Linked DNA regions of Homo sapiens: region 1 is linked to region 2. A link is a contact called in ENCODE Hi-C or POLR2A ChIA-PET data. All regions are on one chromosome and are shown on one strand. The core of a region is the stretch at or near the end of the contact, and the rest is flanking DNA. Distances in the headings are between cores, read along the strand shown.

The links. A loop is a pair of places that touch in the nucleus more often than their neighbours do. ChIA-PET counts read pairs that join two places held with the same protein, here RNA polymerase II (POLR2A).
Region 1: a map of endothelial cell of hepatic sinusoid shows a loop between it and region 2 (2.6-fold over the local background). The contact joins the enhancer-like site here to the promoter of PPP2R3A in region 2. A Hi-C loop is called at or near these places in 2 of 168 maps with a recorded cell type or tissue (endothelial cell of hepatic sinusoid and posterior cingulate gyrus). POLR2A ChIA-PET finds 5 or more read pairs at or near these places in 4 of 52 experiments (BJ, H1, Panc1 and 1 more).

Annotation. Positions count from the first base shown.
Region 1 is chr3:136,169,077-136,173,278 of GRCh38, reverse strand. The region is part of intron 1 of MSL2 (MSL complex subunit 2); the gene reads left to right. Among named protein-coding and RNA genes, the nearest start is that of MSL2, 25 kb to the left of the region's middle. Within about 2 kb of position 2,043, at least 3 of the 41 ENCODE cell types and tissues checked have a DNase peak (open chromatin) inside an H3K27ac peak, as active enhancers do.
Region 2 is chr3:135,963,179-135,967,058 of GRCh38, reverse strand. PPP2R3A (protein phosphatase 2 regulatory subunit B''alpha) reads right to left here and starts at 1,331. Exons shown (of 14, transcript NM_002718.5): 1 at 1,210-1,331. RefSeq lists silencers at 855-1,134, 1,265-1,494 and an enhancer at 939-1,757.

The sequences.
Region 1 (4,202 bases), core at 794-3,293, 210 kb before region 2:
GGAGATACAGATTCAGAAGTCACCAGTTTATGAACAGTAGTTAAAACAGCTTTATGGGCAATCACTCTAGAAAGAAGTATGTTCCACCTTCTTTTGTTTGTTTGTTTGTTTATTTTGAGACAAAGTCTTGCTCTGTCGCCCAGGCTGGAGTGCAGTGGCGTGATCTCAGCTCACTGCAACCTCTGCTTTCTGGGTTCAAGCGATTTTTGTGCCTCAGCCTCCCAAGTAGCTGGGATTACAGGCGCACACCACCATGCCTGGCTGGTTTTGTATTTTTAGTAGAGGTAGGGTTTCGCCATGTTGGACAGTCAGGTCTTGAACTCCTGACCTCAAGTGATCCTCTTGCCTTGGCCTCCCAAAGTACTGGGATTACAGGTGTGAGCCACTGTGCCCGGCCCCGTAGGTCAGTTTTAAAGTTTGTATGGTGTCATGTCTGTTTCAAAAGGGGAAAAGATTAATGATCCTCATAAGATTCTGAACAACAATTTGTACTTTTTTTTTTATTAGCTCTTGAACTGAAGACGTACACATTTGTATAGTCAGATTCTCAAAGGGGTCTGTGTCAGTAAGGATTACTAAGGATTACTGAAAGGGAGTAAGGAGAGTAGATCCTATTAAGGAAACATGGGAAATACTAAAATTAATGAGGGGACAGAAGAGGATGTAGAGGAGATGACGGAGACAGTGTTAGGGGAGAAAGGAGGAGAGCATTTCAAGGGAAGAATAATGAACCAGAAGTGCCCACTACATTTGGGATTAGCAATTTTTGCCTTTCATTAGAAGACACATTCTGGTGAGAAGCTTCTGCATAGGGAATAACTGGATGGGGAGTTGCTATAGGAAGGAAGGTTGAAGGTGGAAGTGAGAGAGAGGGTATAAATAACATTAGGTATAGGTAACTGGGTGGGGGGAGTATGGGAGGTATGTGAGCCAAAGCATTGGAGGGAGAGGAGGATTTACGTAGGAGGGAAGAAGAAAAGGGTACTGTATGTGTGTATGTGTTGTCGGGGAGTGAGTATGAGTATGATGAGAGGTGGAGAGAGGGAGAATACTTAAATATGTAAACCTTCTGGTAAATTTGGAAGCATGAAAAAATTGACATAAGTAGAAATATTCAAGCTTTCATTGGACTTTATTTTGTCACGTTTATAGAAAATTTCAATATACAGGCCAGGTGCGGTGGCTCACGCCTGTAATCCCAGCCCTTTGGGAGGCCAAGGTGGGTGGATCGCTTGAGCCAGGAGTTGTGGTCCCACCTACGCAGAAGGCTGAGTTAGGAGGATTGCTTGAGCCCCAGGAGGTTGAGGCTACGATGAGCCATGACACTGCACTTCATCCTAAGCGACTGGGCAACAGAGTGGGACCCTGTCTCCAAAAAAAAGAAAAAGTTTCAACATACAAAGTAGAATAAAACTCTCACATACATACCTGTTACCTCAACATGATACCTAGTGAAAATTAATTATACCCAAATGCAAGGCTTTTGATACACCCTTTATAGACCTGGCCATACGTCTTGGAATCATCAAATTTTACAGCTGTGAAAAGAACCTAGATATTTAGTTAATAGCTTTAAGAAACTGAGGGCCAAATCACTTAGGAGCACACTATTAATATATATGACATTGTTTTACTCAAAATTTGTCAGACTTGGACAGTTACAGAATTACTGATTGTAGTGGATGCCATGATGTAATACCCAAATCCCCACTTAAGGCTTAAAGAAATTCATTCTTTTAGCTAGTGGGTGTGCTGCTGAGGCTGTGAGACCTGTCTGGGAATCATCCTTGGCTGAAGAGAGCAACTCATTCATGGTCACATGCTTTCGTTGTGAGTAGTGTGCCTCCAGGTTCTGGTTCATTAAAGTACCTGGCTCCTTGGGCCCAGCATAGGACAACCCTAAGGAGTCATTCAGCTTTAGAGTTTCTTTTGGGTCATCTGAGGCCTTTTTTGTGAGTTCATCCCAGCCACTTCCTTCCTTCCTTTACAAATGATAATCCTGAGAGAAGCTCTTCATAAGTTTTCTGCACACTAACCTGTCCTAAGAGTTTGCATGCCTAGGAATCTGACTTGTAACAGTGACTAACTTTACACTTCCTTTTGATTTGAAACAGCAATGACTTGCTAAATTTTTAAAGATTTAACATGTCTCATTTTCTCATGTTTGTGAGACATACCCAGGTAAATGTTGAGTAATAATATAATGAAAGAAAATGATTACTTTTACAATGCCAAACATACAGAAAACATTCATCATTAGGACATGTTTCGGGATGGAACAGAAAGTAGAATACTTTCTCAAACATATTGAACAAATCTTGGCATATAATTGGCCTCTTTTCCCTCCCATCATTGTTAGGGTTCTGCTACCTCATTTTTACCTCCTTTTATAAATTAAAAAGGTATCCCCCTGCCAGTTTGAGATCAGGCTTGTATTCTTTTTTGGCCTGATTGGAGTTATTTAAAAATATGGACAGGCTGGGCACAGTGGCTCACGCCTGTAATCCCAGCACTTTGGGAGGCTGAGGTGGGCGGATCACGAAGTCAAGAGATCGAGACCATCCTGGCCAACATAGTGAATGTCTCTACTAAAAATACAAAAATTAGCTGGGCATGGTGACGCACGCCTGTAGTCCCAGCTACTCGGGAGGCTGAGGCAGGAGAATCGCTTGAACCCAGGAGGCAGCAGTGAGCCGAGATCACGCCACTGCACTCCAGCCTGGCGACAGAGCGAGACTCCCATCTCAAAAAAAAAAAAAAAAAAAAAAAAGGACAGAGTTTTTTTTCCTTTTGGTCATCCTGTAGAAAATGGAAAGCTGTGAAGTATATTTGAAACAAATATGGTTGGATTGAGTCTTTATGGAAAGGTCTTGTACTTCAGTCACACAGTAGAATGACTATAGTTAACAATGGTTTTTTTTTTTTGAGAGGGATTTTTGCTCTTGTCTCCCAGGCTGGAGTGCAGTAGTGTGATGTCGGCTCACTGTAGCTTCTGCCTCCTGGGCTCAAATGATTCTCCTGCCTCAGCCTCCTGAGTAGATGGGATTACAGGCATGCACCACCACGCCCAGCTAATTTTTGTATATATATATATTTTTAAGTAGAGACGGGGTTTCACCATGTTGGCCAGGCTGGTCGTGAACCCCTGACCTCAGGTGATCTGCCTGCCTCAGCCTCCCAAAGTGCTGGGATTATAGACATGAGCCACCGCCCCGCTGATTTTTTTTTTTTTAATGGAGTCTCTCTGTCGCCCAGGCTGGAGTGCAGTGGCGCGATCCTGGATCACTGCATCTTTCACCTCCTGGGCTCAAATGATTTGTGCCTCAGCCCGAGTAACTGGGATTACAGGCATCTGCCACCACACCTGGCTACTTTTTTATTTTTAGTAGAGATGAGGTTTTACCATGTTGACCAGGCTGGTCTTGAACTCCTGACCTCAAGTGATCAATCCACCTTGGCCTCCCAAAGTGCTGGAGCGTGCCTGGCCAGTTAACCATGATTTATTGTATATTTCAAAACACGTAGAGGCTGGGTGCGGTGGCTCACGCCTGTAATCCCAGCACTTTGGGAGGCCGAGGCAGGTGGATCACCTGAGGTCAGGAGGAGTTCAAGACCACCCTGGCCAACATGGTGAAACCCCGTCTCTACTAAAAATACAAAATATTAGCTGGGCGTGGTGGTGTGCACCTGTAATCCCAGTTACTCAGGAGGTTGAGGCAGGAGAATTGCTTGAACCAGGGAGGCAGAGGTTGCAGTGAGCCCAGATTATGCCACTCCACTGCAGCCTAGGTGACAGAGTGAGACTGCGTCTCAAAAAAAACACAAAAAACAAACAACCCACCAAAACCAATAATAGGAGTGGATTTGGAATGTTCCCAACACAAGGAAATGATAAATGTTTGAGGTGATGGATATTCCAGTTAGCCTCATTTGATTGTTACAGGTTATATGCTTGTCAGAATATCACGTGTACCCCCATACATATGCACAAAAATTATGTACCCGTAACCATTTAAAAAATAAGCACCCCCCCCCCCCCCCCCCCCCGCCAAAACAACAACAACAAAAACAAGCCATGCCCCCATGGTACAGGAAAGATTTGCCTGGCAGAATCCAAGACTACATTCCTGTACAAAATAGTGGAAGATTTTCTGTTTGCAGCGTTTCAGAGTGCCTTTCCAAGATAAAGTGCGCCTCTTGTC
Region 2 (3,880 bases), core at 82-2,581:
TTTCATGGACTACTGAAAGAAACTGAGATAATTTTTAACATACCACCAAGAAAAAAAAACAACAGTTTTACTACAACACAAGCCGGCTGCCTACTGAACTGGACGCCCATGCTCTGACCTAGTATGGCAATTCTTAGGGTCTAGGCGCTGGGTTCTGTTTACAAGAAACTAAGGCCTGAGACTAAGGAAGAACAAAGAAAAATGCCTGGCACCAAAGGTGTGGGGGATGTTTTGTACATAAATGAAGATTTGAGGAGGAATACTTCCTCAGATGTTGGAAGGAATTACTCTTTTTTTGCTTACGTGTTAAGAATTTAATGTTTTCAGGCCATTTCCTAATTAGAAAATACCTTATAATTTACAAACAATAATTTGTCTTCCCCTACATTTGCTGACCACCAAGACTGGATAAAATTTCCTTAAGCTTTACCAGAGTGGGAGGACTGGGAATAACGGGAGCACAACAGAGTTCGGATGCAACATCAACTCCAAGCCCGGCCAGCTGGTTTCCATCGAGAGGTCCCCCAGGAGAACGCCCCTCCGCGGCGGCGGCGGCCAGGTCGGCGCGGGAGAGACCCACCGAGGCGCTCCAGCGCGGCCGCGGTGCAGGACCAGGGGCCGCCCGGCCTCCGTTTACCTTTGTTTCAGGTACCCCGGCTCCTGGCGGGCCGGGAATCCCGTCCGCGGCCCGGAGCTGGTGACACATCCTTCTTTGGCCAAGTCGGGCCGAGGTTGGGCAGGGGGCGGGGAAGGAAAAGAAAGCCTCAGCGCCTAACGACGTGACTCTCAGTTCTTCCAAAACGCTGGCATTTGTTTCTCTGCCAGGCTTTCCTGTTAACAAGTTCCCGAGGGCTGTGCGGGCGAACTGGCCCAGGAGCCCTGAAAAGTGGGAGGGCCCAGGCCGCCCCCGCCTACCCTCCTCCGCGGGCGCCCCTGGGGCAGGCAATTTCCACACCTCCCTGGTGCCGTGTCCCGGGACCGGCCGGCCGCGCCGAGGCAACGCACCGCACCGCACCGCACCGACTGGAATTCCGACTTCCACAGCCCAATCAGCTCCGTGTGGCCCCTCTGGCCAGGCCGGTCCCCGCCCCCAGGTCCCGGCCCCGCCCGCCCCGGCCTCCGCGCGCCGCCCCGAGCCTCGCCACCCCCTCGGGCCGGGACGAGGGAGCTGAAGGCTCCAGGCCGTGCGGCCAGTGTTCCTTTGCCTACCTCGTTGCCCGCGGCTCCTCCTCCGGCGGCTCAGCTCGCGGGCAGCGCTTGCCTCCAAGCCTCCCCGCGGCGCGGACTCTCGGGCTACGAATGCGGCGCGTGAAGAGCGGAGGCCCGAGCGCGCCCCGCCCAGCCACCCGCAGGCCCCTACCTCCTTCTCCTCCTCCTCCTCCTCCTCCTCGGCCCCACCCTCGGCGGCCGGCCCGCCCGGAGCCCCGCCCACGCGCCAGGCCCCGCCCACTCTCCGGCCCCGCCCCCAGCCTACGCCCCGCCCCTCTGGCCAAGGCAGGAAGGGGGCCTCCAGGGGCGCCGCGAGAGCCGCTGTGGCCTCGGCGAGGGCAGTCTCCTGTATGGCGGCGCCGCGGGGATGCGATTCGTGGTGGTCGCTGCTGTTTGACAGATTCGAGTCTCTTGCTCGGATTTATTACTGTTATTGTCATCGTCAATATTGTCATCGTTGTTATTGTTATCGTCATTAGTTGTGTTGCCCTCTTCAAGGGGCCTTCAAGGAGGCCCCTTGAGGGCAGCGCGCTGCTGGCCAGACATTCCCTGGCGCTCCTGTCTTCCCACAGTCCTGCACCTGCGCCACATTTCACTCAGCCCAAGAAGTTGTGTGAATTTTAAAAGAAGTGATACTTATTTTTAACTGTTATTGTTAACTGTTACTGTTAAATAAAACACAAATATAGACAGCCATATAAAACCAATGTACAGCTTAATGGATTATTCCGATACACACACCCTTATAACCACTCGCCAGATTTATTAATAACACCGTGTAATATGGTCTGCTCTGAAACAGAACCTCATTAATAGCTGGAAGGACATAGCCTGGAAGGGCCTCCCAAAATTGCCCTCCTTCTAACTGCCACAGTACTCAAATGTGACAGGTCCATAATCATGCCCTCTCCAAGAATATATTTGTAAAATGGAAATTTCTCCAGAATTAGGAACCTCCAATTGAGTATCTTCGTAAAAATCTTGATAAAATGATAAATCTATAAATATATAAGCATATAAATAACAATAAATAAGTCAATCAGTTGGGTTGAATACCATGAGTAAGGAGCATGGGGGTGGGGGATGGGAGGTATGTAAAGACTTAAAAGGATTAGGTGGGCTGTGAGGACAGGTCCTGGGCACCTGGGTTGTTCTCACTGTCTCCCCAGCACCTAGCATAGCACCAAGCATATACTAGGTGCCATATGTGTGTGTGTATATATGTGCATTGTACATATATGCACATATATGTGTGTGTGTGTGTATAGCACAAGGAAAGAAAAAATTATGTAAGATAACCCCAAACAAGCTTTACATACTGAAATTTCACCCAAGGTCAATCCTCCCAGTAGCTAAAGTGTGCTCTGTGAGATGCCTTGATGCCCTAGAGAGAAAGAGACCATTTTACTTTCAACTTTCTACTGCTTTTCCATTTCAAAAGCCCTTTCACATGCATATGGTATCTTATTTGAGACTGAGAGCAACTCTGTGAAAAATGCAGGGCAGGATAGGACTCTGCAAAGGTCACAGTGCAATGCATATCAGTAAGAAGGAAAAGTACACAATGTACCATAAAACAATGTTAAAACTGCTGACCCTGGCAACCTGGATTCTTGGTTTGTCTCAACAGTTTTATTGCCAATGTTTTTACATTAGGGCTCCTTTGGCCCTTTTGCCATGCATTTATACACATTATAACTTGAATGTATAAAGGACACAATACGTGACTGGAAATTTGATTCAATACAATAGAGTTAGTCTCTCTGTCATGAGGACCATGGTGAATTGGGGCTAGAGAGTTGCCAATTCACCACAATGTATTGAGTACTCAGACTGTACTAGGTGGTAGGAATACAAATGATATAAAATAAAGAAGATACAGGGGCTGGGCGTGGTGGCTCACGCTTGAAATCCCAGCACTTTGGGAGGCCAAGGAGGGTGGATCACCTGAGGCCAGGAGTTTGAGACCAGCCTGGTAAACATGGTGAAAACCCATCTCTACTAAAAATACAAAAATTAGCCAGGCGTGGTGGCACGCGTCTGTAATCCCAGCTACTCAGAAGGCTGAGGCGGGAGAATCACTTGAACCCGGGAGGTGGAGGTTGCAGTGAGCCGAGATCTCTCCATTGCACTCCAGCCTGGGTGATCAGAGTGAAACTCTGTCAATCTTTGTTCTCAAGGAGCTTATGGCCAAGTAAGGGAGAAAGATTTGAAAATAAATGTTTAAATTACATGACGGTAGGGGAGCAGTCATGAGCACAATTAATTCTATGAGGTATAGGAAGAGAGTAGGGCAAGTCTTATTAGACAAGAAAACATCTGAAATTTTTTTTAGTATAAAAATATCAAATATTGAAAACAGAGACAGAATAATATAATTAACTACTATGCACCCATTACTTGGCTTCAACAATTATCCCATGACCAATTTGTTCCATCTGTACCCTCACCTTTTCTTTCCCTCCTTGGATTATTTTAAGGCAAATCACATGGAGCATTATTATTTCATCCATAAATATTTCACTATGCATCTCTAAATGATAAGGTCTATTTTTAAAAACAACCACAAAATCATTAAATTGTCTTTTAAAGTAATAATTTATTAACATCTAGACAGTGTTCAAAATTTCCCAATTTTCTCATAAATGTTTCATGTAGTTTACTTCTTCCA